Regions from separate parts of the Homo sapiens genome. Here region 2 is linked to region 1. A link is a loop called in an ENCODE intact Hi-C map of the cell type or tissue named here. Cell type or tissue: heart left ventricle. All regions are shown on one strand. Links, peaks and the distances in the headings refer to the core of each region. The heading gives the core; the rest is flanking DNA. Region 1 has its middle 180 kb from the start of LINC01248. Region 2 has its middle 300 kb from the start of LINC01248.

Region 1 (8,784 bases), core at 546-8,545:
TAATAATGCTACTCTTCCTTTTGCTCTAGCCCAAAACCTAGACCCTCTTCCATTCCTGCACCTTCAATCAGTCTATCTGCAAAACCTGAGCACATCTCACCACCTCCCTGCTCCTGGCAGGCCTCCAACACCATCTAGCCTGCAGTCATAAAGTCACCTCTTAACCAATCTACCTGCTCTTTCTCTTGTTTCTCTGCAGTGTCTTCCTTCATAACACCTTTCAAAATGTGTTAGATCGCATCACTACTATTCTCAAAATTCTCTAATAATTTACATACACTTGGTTTAATTTCTATGATGACATTGTCAATGCATATTTTTATTATCTTCCCAATCTTTCTATGGCAATTGGTCTGTTCAAATTTCCACTTCTTAATTCAGTTTTGTTAATTTATGTTTTCCTAGAAATGTATACCTTTTCTCTAGAGTTACATGTTTATTGCCATAGGGTTGCGTGCTGTGTTTTCTTACAATTCTATTAATCTATTCTAGGACTTACATGTTTCCTTTGCTATTCCTAATCTCTTTCTCCTTTTGCTCTTTTTTTCCAACTCAGACAAAAGGAATTTATCTGTTTTATTATTCTTAATAAGGAATAAATAATTTATAAACATTTAAACTTACTTTTTCTATTTTTGTTTTTTTGATAATATTAACTTTGGTTATTATTATTATTTTTCCTACTGTCCTCTTTTTCTTTTTCTTTTTTCTTTTTTTTTTTTTTTTTTTGAGATGGACTTTCTCTCTTGTTGCCCAGGCTGGAGTGCAATGACACAATCTCGGCTCACTGCAACAACCGACTCCCAGGTTCAAGCAGATTCTCTTGCCTCAGCCTCCTGAGTAGTTGGGATTACAGGTGCAAGCCACCATACCTGGCTAATTTTTGTATTTTTAGTAGAAACAGCGTTTCACCATGTTGACCAGGCTGGTCTGGAACTCCTGACCTCAGGTGATCCACCCACCTTGGCCTCTCAAAGTGCTAGGATTATAGGCATGAGCCATCATGCCTGGCCGATTCTTTACATTTTCTATAGATCTACAATAGCAGAGATTTTTAGTGCTCACCTGCATCTAGTTCTCATCTCATGGGTAATATACTATCTAATTTTTTTTGTTTATTTTTAAACATCTTTTTCTTTTCCTCTTTGGTAGGGGGATACTTACTCTTTGAGCTGAGTAGCACTTATTTTGGTTTCAATGTTTTCATTTTCAGTAATCAATGGATATTTTTCACTCTCTATGTTCTCTGGTAACCCTGTGATTTAAAACCTCCATTGTCAGCCGGGCGCGGTGACTCACGCCTGTAATCCCAGCACTTTGGGAGGCCGAGGCGGGCGGATCATGAGGTCAGGAGATCAAGACCATCCTGGCTAACACAGTGAAATCCCGTCTCTACTAAAAAATACAACAAATTAGCCAGGCATGGTGGTGGGCGCCTGTAGTCCCAGCTACTCGGGAGGCTAAGTCAGGAGAATAGAGTGAACCAGGGAGGTGGAGCTTGCAGTGAGCCAAGATCACGCCACTGCACCCCAGCCTGGGCGACAGAGCAAGACTCCATCTCAAAAAAAATAAAAAATAAAAAAATAAAAAATAAAAAATTAAAAAAAATTAAAAAAAAAAAAAACCCTCCATTGTCAAGAGAGGGTAGTGGGCCCTAGAGATTGGTCTGTTTCAGGTAACACTGTCTTTGTCTCTACTTCCATATCACCAGAGCAGGAAAGATTGCAAGTCTCAAACACCATCAGGACTAATCCCATTGTACCCTTCATCTATTTATATTAGTTACCTCCAAAAGTAAAAAATGAACATAAGGCCAGGTGTGGTGGCTCACGCCTGTAATCCCAGCATTTTGGGAGGCTGAGGTGGGTGAATCACAAGGTCAGGAGTTCAAGACCAGCCTGGCCAATATGGTGAAACTCTGTCTCTACTAAAAACACAAAAATTAGTTGGCCTTGTTGGCCTGCGCCTGTAGTCCCTGCTACTTGGGAGGCTGAGGCAGAAGAATAGCTTGAATCCAGGAGGCGGAGGTTGCAGTGAGCCAAGATGGCACCACTGCACTCCAGCCTGGGTGACAGAGTGAGACTCTGTCTCAAAAAAAAAAAAAAAAAAATGAACATAAGGCCAAGATACACGGGCTGTACAGCTCTGTGCACCTCTAAAGTGACTTCATCCCTCATGCTTCCTCAGCTATCAAATCCTTCCCTTATTCCTTCTCTACCTCCTGAGACTAAAGTCTATCATGAACAGAATGCCCACACCTTCAAACTTTCCCTTGAATATTGAATATTGTTTTCAAACTTTGTCTACAACTACCTTCCCCCAATGCCCACAGTCATCTCAAAGTGGTTGTTTTCTCTCCAACATCTTTGCACAGCTGGACCTTGGGGTGAGATCAATGTATTCATTGCTTTTTACTGCCATTTCCAGAGTATCCGGTTCTCCACTCTAACCCCTTCCACCTCTGATGCTTATACCCACCACCACTATCTTTGCTTTTTGCAGTATCTACCAACACTCAGAAGATTCTCTTTTCCTAGTTGTGGCTCCTGGCTCCCTGCTCCTCCCTCCAGGACTACTTCTGCCATAATTCTTGGAAACTGCACTGACTACAGAGATGACCTTTTCATTACCCTGTCTAAGTTCTTTGGCATCCTCTGCTCCAATTATCTTGCACTCCCTCCCACTTCAGACTCCCATTCTCAAGGTCACATTTTGGGACTTGTCATTACCATTGACTATGTCCCTCCATTATCACAGTTTCAAGCATTCCATTCTATGCCCTTAATTTCCTATATCTTCTGCACACTTACTCAAGTTCCTGCAATCCAACCATTATTTAACATGAACAGAATAGACCATCAACTCTTCCTACTGCATTTTATCTGACCCTCATCTTTCTCAGGTTCTCACTTCCTCCCGATTCCATATTAGACTCTATAGTCAACATAAGCCCTCTCTTGCTTCTCTCTTGCCATCTGAGGTGCTCATGAAAACGCTAGTCTAAGTTTCTACCTGTTCTATCTTTATACTCAAAAAGCTGAACTTGGATGTAGAGAAATTCAAAAGCATACTGACTGATCTTTCTAAATGTTTGGGCTGGGCATAGTGGCTCACACCTGTAGCCCCAGCATTTTGAGAAATTGAGGTGGACAGATCACTTGAGCTCAGGAGTTCAAGGCCAGCCTGGGCAACATAGTGAGACCCTGTCTATAAAAAAAAAATTGGGGCATAATATCGGCATAATAGCACACAACTGTAATCCCAAACTATTTGGCAGGTAGAGATGGGAGAATTGCTTGAACACAGGAGATTGAAGCTGCAGTGAGCCCTGATGGAGCCACTGTACTCCAGCCTGGGTGACAGAAGGAGACCCTGTCTCAAAAATTAAAAAACAATTATGACCATCACGTTGAGGCTGTCAGTGCTTTCTAGCAACCCTTGGGTATTTCTGATTCCTTAATTTTTGCTTTTCCTGGATAAGTAGCTTATTTCTCCTTCACATCAAACCACCAGTACCACCTCCTTTATCCTCAATCTCAGCTAATGGCCTTGCCTTCTACATCCTTGAGAAAAATAGAAGCAATCAGAGGAGGATTTCCTATCCTTACAATACACATCAATGAAACCACGTAATTGCCTTAGCTCCTACTCTTATAAATGACTTCCCGATGTTCCTGTCTAGGGCTATCTTCTTCAGAATTAGATCCCTTCTCTTTTGGTCTAATCATGGGCATCACTATATTTTTACAAAATCATCAATTTTTCTCTCCAATTATCATGCCATCCATGTGCAAATATGCTGTAATTTCTCTCATCAAAAAAAAAAAAGATTTATTTCTTTATACCTTGACTCCACATCCCTTCCAGCTACCGCTTCATTTCTTCCTTCACTTTTAACACCAAAATCCTCACATTCTGTTTACATCTCTGTGTGCACTGCCTCTCATTCCATTCCATCTTACATCTCTGAAATCAGGCTTCTGTTCTCACCACTCCAAGGAAGTGGTTTTTCTTGAAGTCATCAATGTCCTCTTTATTGCTAAATCTGGTGGCCATTTTCCCATCTTTATCTTATTTGATCTCCCAGCAGCATTCAACACAGTCTGTTGTTTGCTCCTGTCTGAGACGCTTTCTTCCCCTGTCTTTCTGAACACCCCACACTCCTGGTTTTCCTTGTGGTCACTAGCCATATCTTCCCAGTCTACTGTGCCCACTTCTCATGATCTTCCTCTACATCTAACTGTCTAAAAAGATAGGGCTTGGGCCTTAGATTTTTCTCTTGCTTCTTTCTACATTTATCTCTAGGAAATCTCATTGAACCTTAAATACTTAAATATCTTCCATGTTGTGGCCAGGCGCAGTGGCTCACACCTGTAATCCCAGCACTTTGGGAGGCTGAGGCAGGTGGATCACAAGGTCAGGAGATCAAGACCATCCTGGCCAACATGGTGAAACCCTGGCTCTACTAAAAAGGCAAAAATTAGCCAGGCATGGTGGCATGTGCCTGTAATCCCAGCTACTCGGGAGGCTGAGGAAGGAGAACGGCTTGAACCCAGGAGTCGGAGGTTGCAGTGAACCAAGATCGCACCACTGCACTCCAGCCTGGTGACAGAGCAAGACTCCATCAAAAACTAATAATAATAATAATTAAAATAAATACCTTTCATGTTGTGATGACTCAAATTCACATCTCTAGGTCAGACTTCTTTCCTGACCTCAAGGCTGGTATATACAATTTCTAATTGGATCTTTCCCTTTTTGCTCTGTTAGGAATCTTAAAGATGACACATCCAAAACTATTTTTTTTCCTTCACAATTGTCCATTCTCAGTAAAAAACAACATCTCTGCAGTTGTTCAGGCCAAGAACCTTGGGATTACCCTTGCTGTCTTTTTTTTTTCTCTTACCATATATCCATTCATTCAGAAAATTCCGCTTGTTCGACCTTCAAATATAACTGGAGTCTGATAACGTCTTAAAATTCTATTACTATCTCCATTGTTCAGGGCAGTATCATCTTTCTCCCGGATTATTTTGTTTGTCTGTTAACTGATCTCCCTCCATACCCTCACCCTGCTTACAGGCTTCTCTCAGGACAGCAGCCACAGCTAAAGCCAATGTCATTACATGGCCTGGAAGATCTGATCCTTGCTGCATTTCTGGATTTGCTTTCTGGTAGAGGTAGCACCAAAAATGCCATCTGAAAGCCCACACACCCAGCCGTTTCATGCACCTAGCCTAGCGACAGAGTAGAAAAACATCCACTTAACACAAAACCATCTGAGTTTCAATGCTTCCTCCATCACAAAGCTTCTGTCTTGGTCAACTTATTCATGATCTCCAGTCCTCAGATCATACATCATACTGGGTAATTGTAAGATTCCCAAATGCATGTATCTTCAGTCATCATGTCTAAAATGATAATACTGATGTAAAATTTTGTCCCCTCAAATCGTAAGCCACTGTTATATGTGTCTGTGTCCTTCTGGATATCATAGGAGGAGACTTCTTAGTAAGAATTAATTCCTAGTCTGAAAACGGATGGACTGCTTCCAAATTCTTAACAGTACCTAGGAGGTTTTGTTGTGTTACATTAGGGGAAGTTTAGAGTAGTTTTCTAAGCATTGTACTATATGGGCTACAGATTTGTTAAGACCTCAGCACCTCCAGGCCTTGGAGAAGCCAGAGTTCCTGTGCTTGGTGTCTCTGGTCATAAAGAACCTTGTCCACTTACTCACAGGGTGCCACACGATTATGATCATTTGCTCTCTGTGTTTTGTTCTGGAAGAGCCAAGTCAGACCATATGGATGGTCTTTTCATCCCAGCCTACCCAGGCGTGCATCAGAACTCACTGGTCTTTCTGTGTTTTCATAGCACTTAGAACTTGTGTTTAATGAATTTTAGTTTTCCGCCTTGCATCAAAGTAATTCCTGTATATTTAGTGTGTCTACTATTAAACTACATCCTCGAAAGAGAGAAGAGGAAAATGTGTCATAGATCTGGAGACAGAGGAGATATCATCAGTGGTGGAAGAGTATGACAGAAACATCTGGTTGCTTCCTAATGTCTAATTTCCCCTTCTTCCTCAGGAAAAGCTGAGCTCATTGCTACTCAGAATAAAAGACTACACTAGTACATCTCTAGCACCACGATCCTGGCCAATGAGATATTAGGAAAAAAAAAAAAAAAAGGAAAAGTGCTTAAAGACACTGAGAAAGTGTGTCCAGAGGTTTTGAAATAAAAAGAAGATGAAATATGAGATGGTACTTGGAGGGATAATACTGCCATTTGGAAACTATTTTATTTTTATTTCTTAGAACAAAGTGAGACCAATAGAGAAAAACCAAAGTAGCGAGAGACAGTGGCTATGGATAGAAACATATAGGAGAGAAATCTATGGATTGGGCTGGGCATGGCAGCTTACGCCTGTAATTCCAGCACTTTGGGAGGCCGAGGTGGGTGGATCACCTGAGGTCGGGAGTTCGAGACCAGCCTGGCCAACATGGAGAAACCCTGTCTCTACTAAAAATACAAAATTAGCCGGGCGTGGTGGTGGGTGCCTGTAATCCCAGCTACTCGGGAGGCTGAGGCAGGAGAATTGCTTGAACCCACGAGGCGGAGGTTGAAGTGAGCTGAGATCACGTGATTGCACTCCAGCCTGGGTGACAAGAGTAAAACTCCATCTCAAAGAAGAAAAAAGAAAAGATGTTCATGGATTGTTAAATTACAGCCAGAGTGGTGAGAGGTGTAGAAGAAGGCCTTGGCATTGCCTGGGAAAGGTGCGTTTCCTCCTAGGGAGCAAAGGGGAATCTGGGCTGGTTATGGGGCAATATTGAGGAGGAAAATGGTGAAATTGAAGGAGCTCCTGAGGATTCCATTAAGGGCTTCCAGAAAGTTGAAGCTGGAGGCTTCTGTTCAGGTTATAGAGAGAATGAGAATCCAGGCTTGCAGCACATGGAAAAGGGTAGAAAGACAAGATGCAAAGCACCAGCCATGGGGAACGGAATGGACTGATGAGCACAAGTCTGCTGCAACACACATCAAATTCCATGGTGAAACTAGCAGTTTGCTCTGGGGACTTTGTCTACAGGGCACAGTGGCCTGGGAGAAGGAGGAGACAAGTCAGTGGTGGCAATCCCAGGGATGGGAAAAGCAGAGTGATTCAGGGCCAACATCGGAGCAGAGGGGCTGGTGAGAGCAAGATACACTAAGAGGATAGCCAAGGGGCAAAGGCTGCGCCAGGGACAAGCACTGCCAAGTGAGGAACAGAAGAAATTGAGGCCTGCAGAAAGAACACATGTTATAGGATTGAAGAGTGGGCAGGAGGGGATGATCAGAGATATGACAGGGCATTTCTGCACCACCAGATAAGTGGAGTTATCTGCACCACTTGCTTATTTCCGTGTTTACTTATTTTACTTTTATTCTCAGGTGTCGGACAATATTGTACCATTATTTAATGGTACAATATGTTTAACGGATGTTTACATACAATATGTTTAAATACAGAAACTTACAGTTTTCATGTTCATTTTGTATTTATTGTTGTCACTTAATCCCTCTAACGACCTTGAAATGGTCACATCAGGCAATACAAGTTCAATTTTATAATTTTGCTTTACCTGGTAGACAATGAGAAGAGTTCTCACCTGCCAGACTGCCGTCATCCCATTTTCAAAGCCAAAGCAACTGCGTTGCCTGTAGTTGGGAACAATCTGGGCTGGTGCTCAGCTGTGAAGCCCACCTCCCTGGTCTGTGAAGAACATTCCCTGCCAGATAGAGGAGTTATCTTATTATCTCAGCAACATTATAAACCACTTGAGTACAGGTATCACACATTTCGGTCTTTTTGGAAGAACCCTCAGACTCTAGCACAGATCTTTGCTCGGAAGGAAGAACATGGCCTTTGGCATAATAGTTTTGAGCGAACTATTTAATATTTTTCAGATTCAATTTTACCATCCCTGAAATCTGGGCATCTTAATCTGGGTACTGAGGATATTGTGAGGATTAAATAAGGTGGTTATGAGAGTAGACACTGAATAAGGGGTAGACTAGAGGAAATCACAGTAAGGACATGGGTGAAGGTTGTGGCCACGTAAGTGGACGTTAGCACGCATGGCTGATCCAGGCACGCAGGAAGATGCTGTGGGCCAGATTCAAGAGAAGCCTGCAGAAAACTGCTTTGATATGGGTTGGAGAAGCTGGGCTGGAGGGGGTGGTGGCACATGTTAGAGGTAAGGAATAGAGGGAATTACAATAGGAGGTGTTTCTCGGGGTTTTCACTTCAGTCTGGCTGGAATGCGGTAGACATGACACTTGAAACATTATTTATTTAGAACATTTTGAAAGGATTTAAGTTGCTGGCTGACAAATTTAGACTTCATCCTGTGTAAAGCAATCGACGTGGAACTTTTCTAAGCTGGAGAGTGACCCATCAAAACAGCTTCAAGTGGATGAGACTTTCAGAAGCAGTGTCAGCCTGGCGCCTTCAGTGTGATCAGGATGGCGCAGATTAGGGTAAATTAGAATCCATGTGGTGTGATGATGGCAGCAACTAGAGACCCTCATTTCTAAGCATCTGTGCTTCTGAGAGGGGAGCGGGGTTCGGAGTCAAACAATGCCATCTGGGAACACTTTTGGCCTAGATAAAGATGCACACACGACATGTTTATAAATTCAGCACTTCTTGGTTGACAGGCGAGGAACACTTCCTTCTACATCAGAACATTTACTAATACAATATTAAGCCGCTCTGGTGTGGGTATCTCACAGTGCTGGAGG
Region 2 (8,784 bases), core at 620-8,619, 120 kb after region 1:
AGAGACTACATCTTTGTTAGGTTCCTTTGCTGCTACAGGAGGTTCAGAAATTCTATGTACAGAAAGAAATTCATCTAAAGACATCATGAACAATTTTGGCTTGATTTTATCAAGACTGTGATAAATATAATTTGTTAATTTCAAAGTCAATTTTCAGAAATTTAAATGCATTTTATAAACAGCCTAGTTTGAGGCCTATGTACATAATACTGCTCTCCTCTCCTGGGAGCACTTCTTGAATAAGTCATTTATACAAGAATCTCTGTCTCAGGCTCTGCAGCCAGGAACCTGCCTTAAGATGGCTGGCTGGAAAAACCATTTCATGGGGTTGCAAACAACGTGATGGTGAGACTCCTTCCTCCACCTCCACCTTTGACCCTAGCACATGTGCTTCTACAGCAGGTGATTATGGAGCTCCTCACCAACCAAAGCAGCTTTGATGACATCTTATACATAATCCAAACGCAGGCTCTGCAATACTGTTGATCTAAATACAGTGAAAGGGAGTATCGGGAGGGTGAATGCATTGGTGATTGGTGGCCAAGACTGAAGGTTGAGATGACACCCAGGATGCCATAGACAGGATGTTAACTCAGGCAGCCTAATTAGGGTGAAATGTGCAACACGCCACTCAAAAGATAAGACAGGTTAGTACCAATGACTGGATCTAGGGGATGGCAGAGAAGTTGGCATCAAGTCACACTGCATGTGAGACTGCGGCCACCTTCAGCTCTAGGGCCAGAAACCAGGAGACAGAAGAAGGACTGAGATACCACCACTGAGCCAGTGAAGGTTCTTTTCAGGGATGTCAGGTGTAAACAGGTTGGTTGTCATTACTCAGGATCCATAAACTCAGGAGTTTGGGGACAGCTGGGCTACCCTGTAAACAAGAGGTCAGCAGCTAGAATAAAAATATATTGTCTTTTTTTTATTATACTTTAAGTTCTGGGGTACATGTGCAGAATGTGCAGTTTTGTTACATAGTTATACACGTGCCATAGTGGTTTGCTGCACCCATCAACCCATCACCTACTATCCCTACCCTACCCCCCGACCCTCAAACAGGCCCCAGTGTGTGATGTTCCCCTCCCTGTGTCCGTGTGTTCTCATTGTTCAACTCTCACTTATGAGTGATCAATAGGTGGGGTCTTTTGAAAATAAAGCCTATGCTTCTGTGTTGGATCTTCTTCATAAAGAGAGGGTGGACTAAGTGAGATACTCCCGGATTGGCAGTCCTATTAACTCTGAAACTGGAGCTAAGGTCTTCACTCTTTCTTTGCCAAGAATGTTGTTGTTGGCTCGAATGTTAAGTGAGTGGCTGACTTCAAGTGATAGAGCTATAATTTCATTAGCTTGGGACTCCAGTGAATTATTGGATATTAGAACAGAGTATCAAGTTACATTTGCAACCTGGACTAACTATATGCCCTTCTCATGTTTTACTTTACACTCCGTTACAATACGAAGGATTTTGGTTTCTTTACCTGATGGAAGTGGCGGGTCTTGAAAGAAATCAGGTTTACAATTTGAGAGTGAGTCATGAGCTTGTTTGGAATGTAAACGAATTTGTATTCTTTTTCCTTTTGGCAGGAACAGCGAAGGTTTAGAAGTAATATTGAGAAGAGGTAAAGGTAGCAAATATTTTTTGATTAAAAGGAAAACATTGTTTCCACCTATGTTGCTTATTTGGTAATGTTAGCCAGGATATGTTCAGCTTCAGGAGGTTCAGAAATTCTATGTATAGAAAGAAATTCATCTAAAGGCCTCAGCGAACAATTTTGGCTGTATTTTGTCAAGACTGTGATAGGCACAATCTGGTAATTTTAAAGTCAATTTTCACAAGTTTGAAGACATTCAATAAATAGGCTAGTTTGGGCTACATACAATACATAATACATAATCCCTCCTCTTTGTCTCTAGGCCATTTCTGCTTTATCTGAGGAATCTCCTGAATACACCTGTTCAAACACATCGTATGCATTTCTCCATTTCTGCACTTCTGCAAAGGTTTGCAATTTTAAAGTGTGTTCTTCTCCCTCATTTGTCTGAAAACTCCTTGAGGGCATGGGATGAATCTATTCATCTTTGATCTTTTAAATTTAGCATAGTGTCTGGGACATAATCCATGCTAAATATGCGTATTAAGTAAGTGAATGAATAAATGAATAAAGAAAGACCCAGAATAAGTTAAGTGGCTTGGAGGAGGAAATGTATGTAAGCACAAGAAATACAATTTTCATACTTAGAAGAACTTTAACTGTTTTTTTGATATTAAAAAGGACTAACATTTAAGGTTGATATCTCTACCTTTATGTATAAATCCCTATATCAAATTAGAATTTCTGTATATTTATATATTTCAACTTTTAGAGGAAGTCTCATCTCTAGGAAGTAATGATATGTATATGTGGTCTGCCAAATATTGATACTTACTGGAAATGAATGGAGGCTGGTTTTTGTAAGCAAATGCGCCGTATAATTAACAGAGAATATATAGATAAGAAGTACAAGAGGAAAAGTTCTATCTTGGATCAAGACTGGCTAGGGTAACCAAAAGAATAGATAAAAAGAGTGGTTATTAGAAAAAGAAAGGAGAGAGGGGCAAAAACTATGCAAGGCAAAACATAGGAAGCCACTGAAATTGCTGTAGACAAGCTATAAAAGAGTGGAAATAGAACTAGTGCTCCACGCCATCACTTTTTCTCACCCGGGTTATTGGAATAGCCTTCTAAATGCCTCCACACTTCTGTCCTTATCTGCCTTATGTCAAGTCTCAATATGGAAGCTGGAGGGATCCTTTCAAAACCTGACTCAGATTGCATCACTCCTCTTCCTCCAGTGGCTTCTGACTCACAGTCACGAAAAAAGCTATAAAATTCTGCATGATCTCATCACCTCCTACCCTGATCTTTTTGACATCATCTCCAATAGGCTCTCCTGCCTTATTCACTCAGCTCAGACCTCACGACCTCCTTTCTGTTCCAGTTCAATGCACACATGCTAGAAAATTGAATATTTTGCCTGAGGACCAAGTTGGGTGAGAACTATTCTGTCTGATTTTTACTGCAAATACATTGATAAGATGGACTAAGTTCTTCTATGTCCATGGCTTCCTTAGACTCATGGTTGGAGATGACCAAGTTCTCATTTGCAACTCTAGCTCTGAGCCAAGCACTGTCATCCAACATTGGATGACAATTCATTTCAACAATTCTCATTTCTAATGTGTCGCTCAAAGAGAACTGGTGAGGGGAGGGCTGGGTTCAGACACTGGTGATCCTTGGCCCTGCCACTCTCACAATAGTGCCCAGAGAGAAGCTCAGCCCCGGTCTCTAACTGAAGGGAATGAACACTGCATTCTCGTTCTGACAGTTCTCTCATTTCTTCTCCATTTATCTCTTTAAACTTTTCCTCTTTGTGCAAAAAGATAAAAATATATAAATAAACTGAGAAAAGGAAGATTGTGGTTAGGGTCCAGTTTAGAGCCTCAGGCGAACTGTCATTTTCTTCTGTTTTCAATGGATAGTGGGACAAGGACAATAGGAGGATGGGTCTTTCTAACCAAAATTCAGAAGCCTGAATTCTTCCACAGTGGTATGTCTATTAAGAAAAACATGGGAGAATGGTTTCCTTAAAATGTTATTTTTTCCTATTACGAGCATTTGTGATTTAATTCATAGTATCTCTGAAATGGAGTTTAAGAAAAACATATATATCGAACTATGTGAAAATTACTGAGTACAATATTTTATTTTTAGTAGTGCTACGGTCATCTCTTTGGCTTCTTCTTGGAAAGTTCTATACCATTATTCACTTTTTCTGTATCTACATGGGGATGCTCTTCCTTTCTCAGTCAGTGCTTTTCCTAAACTTGCCTGCAGTGCTGTAGTCAGCTCATTCATTCTTGTTTTCCAATAAGGTGAAGCATGCATTAATACTCATGGAAGACCCAGACATTACGTCTCTGTAATGTCATAGAAAAGGCTGACCGTTCTCCTAAGGGGTTCTTTTCCACAGTAACTGTGGAGTTGAAGTGGAGGAGAAGCTTGCTGGTGTCTTCAGGTCATCAGGTTACAGCAACACCTTCATAAATCAAGCAGGGCTCTTCCTTTGGTGAGCCAGTGAGTATCGAGGCTGGCCAGCTGCCAGCAGCCCGTGCTGCTCTCCTTCTCCCTGATCCAGGGACCTTGGCTACCACTCACTCTGCTTCTGACAGTTCATTGGCACCAGGACAGCAACAGCAGAAGACCAGCTGTTGAACACTGAGAGTTCTTGTGAGAAAGGTACCATCATCTCTGATTTGTAGACCGCTTTTTAAAAAAGCAACAGTTCATCAGGAATCGTATTTTTCTACAACTCTATGATTGAATCAGACTTCTAGGTTTGTGTACCCCTACATCAAATGGTGATCATTTAGAATTCTCTTACAAAGATATTATATCTATACAGACAACGCTACTCTGCTTAATGTATACATGCCCATCTGAAGAAATAGCTTCCAGTACTTTGTTTTTATTATTCTGCTTCCAAAGCCATGTGAGTTCCCTTGTACAGTTATGTGGAGTTTTTATTTCCCACAACTCAGCTACTCCTTCAGGAAACTGTGTACAAATAGGTTCTTTTTTAAACACACACACACATACGCAAACACACACACACACACACTGTAATACTTCACAACATAGAACAACAGTCAACAGTCAACGTAGTGTTCCCCTTGAATGATTAAAGACCCAACCCAACACCAGAAGCTGGCGAAGAGAAGGAAATACTCCCTGACATTTTATCAGCTGTAGAGACTTGTGAGGCATTTATTGTGAGAAATCATCACAATATGTCTTGATGTGGATTTGACTTAGGGGAAAAGCAAACACAATTTGGGTTAGGTTTGCTTTTATCATTTCAAAGAATGATTATGAAGATGTGAGAGATTCCCAGATCCCATTGTACCATTTCTGCTCTCAACATTACAGAGATCCCTAACCACAACCTGGTGCTTAAGCCAAGATCTATTCTCATAAACCTCTATCGCATCAGGTTCCTTAAATAATAGGTGAGGTCAGTGAAGATTATTTCATGAAACTGATCAATCTTCTTGAGAGTGGAAAATTCCACTGGATGGATACTCCCAAAGCTGATGTCCTCTTCCAACCAGCAAATATTTATTGAGAATACTTAATGTGCTAGGCATATTGTAGATACCCTGCTAATATAACAATGCTTAAAACAGATGAAAATCCCCTTCCTCCTGAAGTTTTTATTCCAGTAAAGGGGGACAAACAGCACAATTATACAAAGAAGTAATGCATACCATATTAAATGTCGGGAACGGCTATGGAAGAAGAGAGTAAGAGACTGTGAGGTGTAAGAGGATCATTGTCATTTTTGAACAGGATGTCTTAGATGATATAGAATAAATAAGAATTTTATACATATTTTTAAATACTTAATTTTAATGTATTTTAGAAGCTTTCAAATATAACCATGGAGGTTTTCGTTCGTTTGTTTTCTGGTTTGTTTGTTTTTAGAAGTTGTCAAGGGAAGCTTTGTCTATTCTTATAAAAACAATGTTGTATTTCCGTATTCATTCCCGGTCAACGCAGAAATTTGCAGAGAAGCTATTTATGTGGAAATTAATAGGCACTGAATAAATGAATGCATGAATGAATGAATGAAATGACGAGTTAGCCAGGGAGATTTTTCACACTACGAGAGAGAGTCTTCCCTGAGGAAGGTCAAACTTGCTGGCAGGCCCCCATCAGAAGTTGGCGTTACCTCCAAGGGCAACCACAGGGCATGGAGAGAAGTCAGAAGTGGGAACAGGAGCAGGGAACTCGGTGCCTTAGAAGCCAAGAAGGGGAACCAGCCTCAAGAAAAGGAAATGAATGGTTCTTGTCTCCTTCAGAGACCAGAGGGGATGAGAACAGGGAAAAGGCCACCAAATCTGACTACTCAAGAAGCCTTTATCTGTTGAAAGAGCAATTGCAGCACAGGCTGAATGCCGGGCTGCCAGGGGTGCAGGGAGGGGAGGCAGTGAATGAGTCTGTTTACACAGGGAGGTAGGATCTTCTCAGATCCATGGTCTAGAGTAAAGACTCTGGCTCTGAATACACAGTTTTATTTCCAACTTCAATGTATTCTTTTAGAAGCATGTTTATGCAAAAAAAAAAAAAAAAAAAAGAAAAAAAGAAAAGAAAAGATAAATTTTAAGAAGCGGTATAAAATCACCAGACTTGCTGTAGAATACCTGGCCATTAGTCTCTGGGTATTAGAAAACTTGGTCATTAGTCCCTGGGTCTTAGAAGACAAGGGCATTAATCCTTGGATATTAGAAAACCTGGGTACAGGTCCCAGATCTACTATTTAATGCACCAGAAAAGTCTTTGAGGCTGAATTTGTTCACCCGCAAAATTGAGATAATAATACTTGTTTTACTCCCAGAGAAAATGTGAAGGTCAAATAAAATGGAAGGTATGAGCCAGCTTTGCAAACTAGAAGGTGCCATAATATACCACGTATCCTTATCAATTTGTTTCTCTTTGTAACAATAGTGAGCTAGATACATGTTGCTTTTTGTTTGTCTGTCTTATGGATAAAGCCATTTTATTAAGCAAAAATTCATGGAAAAGAAAAAAAAATGTATCCATAGCATCTATTTCAATCTACACAGCTTTAATTTAGCATGATAGGGTAAAAGAAAACTTTGGAATGAGATCTCTGTTTTAATTATCAGTTGGCCATTAAGTAGCTTCCAAATGCATGGTAGACTATGTTGCTGTGCTCCGAAAAATCTTCCTCATCATGCTCATTAGCAAGAGCTTCACGATCCCATGTGTCCTCACCTATCAGACTGGGTCACTTTACCTATCTGCCTACAAGACCCCCACTCCATCAGAACTATTGAATGTGCCAACTCCATCACTTCTCTCTCTGTTTGTTAGTGTTGTCACCTCTGTCTATACGTGTTTTCTTTCATACCTTCTTGTATTGGCATTCCACTCAGGTTCTAAGTTACAGCTGACCTTGACTGCCACCTTCTGTCTCTGTCCCATTTGAAGTTAATTGCCCTTTTCCCTGTTGTCCCATGGCACTTTACTGACTTCACTTACTCTTTTTGTCTCTTGTTTAATTGGTAGTTTACACACTTGTGTTTTGTACTATGATGAAAGCTGTTTGAAGAGAAGAACGCCGCCATATGCATGCATCACCATATCACTAATGGTGCCTCTACAACTAGTATCTGTAGGTGCATGGAACAGATGAATGAATCTGCCCTTCATTTATCATCCCTATGTCCAAATGCCATCACCCATGAAACAAGGATGCTAGACAAGGTAACTTCTCAGGCACCTTCCAGCTTTAATGTCCAAGTTCATGATCTTGTCCATTTGCCTGGATTTTCTCTTCTTTCCATTACAATCCATATTTATATATTTTAAGAAGGCACATTGAGTATAAATACACACATGTATATGTCTTTATACATATATACACATGTATTTACATGCACATGTGTGTATATATACACATATATGTGTACATAAAATTGTAGTGATAATAAAGATTTGCTAGATGAATATACACAACACAGTCTTAATGCAAGTGTAAAGACCACCATTTGGCTTCTCTAAGTGTCTGGCTTCTACTGCCAAGTTTAGTTTCACAATTCATTCTATAGTCATATGTTTCAAAAGTACTTCTAATATATATTTATTCACAAACTCAAACCTTTTTTGCTTATAAGGATGAACAACTAACAACAAAATTGTCTGGATCATGCAGATTGACACATTGTTTTTATAACTAAAAAAGTTTAAGTTACTACGTAAAAATGTGATTTTCCTTTTTTTCTTGACGAGAAAGCTGTAAAACTAGGTGACATCCTGTAGTATGGAAGAGGAAACGACATCATATCTTATATTTCTTCATGCTGTGCACAACCTTATCAGTGTGGCATTGTGCTGGCTACTGCACTGTAATATTAGTTTGCAGTTTCATGTTACAGTAAAAGTAAATGCTGTACTGAAACCCTACTTAATATTTACACTTGTGTGAGCCACCACGATGATGCATTATCTTAAGTGCATTACCTCATCCTGTCTGTGAATCAGCATCATTAGATCAGGATGAGATCACTTTAAAAGAAGATTTAAAAGGAATAGGGGTTCTGGGAATGGATCAGGAAGAGGGAGAGACCCTGCTAATGACACTAAGCATTTATGCAAACCATTTGACACAGCCAGCTTTGTGCAGGGCCTACTTGTGCTTTGTACATTTCAGTTCATGGAATTTGCATGATAATTGATGCAAAGTCATTATCGGATCAAAACTTGGAACACACACCAGGATATACTAAGATAATGAAATGCCATATGAACGGTGACTCTTAAGGAAGTAGCCCCCAGTTAGAAAAATTGTGTATACTTTTCTCCCAACCAACCTTCTTCAAGCACTTAAAAAAAAAAAGGTTCCTAGCGTTACAGAATCCTACAATAATTTTAATTTGTGTATTTGGTATCTAAAAGGTCCTGAAAAGATCTCACTTACCATGGTTCTATTATAAATGTTCTCCAGGGAATCCTTGTTAGATAATTTCTCTGTGTCAACCAACGTTAACCAGATTTTTGTGTTCTGAAGCATGCAGGCCTGACTTTTTTTCTAAGCTTTCTTTTATTATAAACTCACATTGCCAGAAAAACCATCATTCTTGTTGTGTAGTGTAGTCTTGGTTTCTTGTTAAGAACTACCAGTCTGAGAACGAAATGACGATTTCTGTTTTTGGGG

Evidence for each region. Peaks named below come from ENCODE experiments on the same cell type or tissue, not always from the same donor. Only the 100,000 strongest peaks of a DNase experiment are listed, where the experiment ranks them.
Region 2: a loop joins it to region 1, with 2.2 times the contacts of the local background. A loop is called at or near these places in 3 of 110 quality-filtered maps.

What each region holds. Positions count from the first base shown.
Region 1 is chr2:5,510,725-5,519,508 of GRCh38, reverse strand. No RefSeq gene overlaps it. Among named protein-coding and RNA genes, the nearest start is that of LINC01248, 180 kb to the left of the region's middle. In heart left ventricle, for the core only: no CTCF peak of the experiment used is centred there; no DNase peak of the experiment used is centred there.
Region 2 is chr2:5,386,950-5,395,733 of GRCh38, reverse strand. No RefSeq gene overlaps it. Among named protein-coding and RNA genes, the nearest start is that of LINC01248, 300 kb to the left of the region's middle. In heart left ventricle, for the core only: no CTCF peak of the experiment used is centred there; DNase peaks (open chromatin) are centred at 4,163 and 5,751.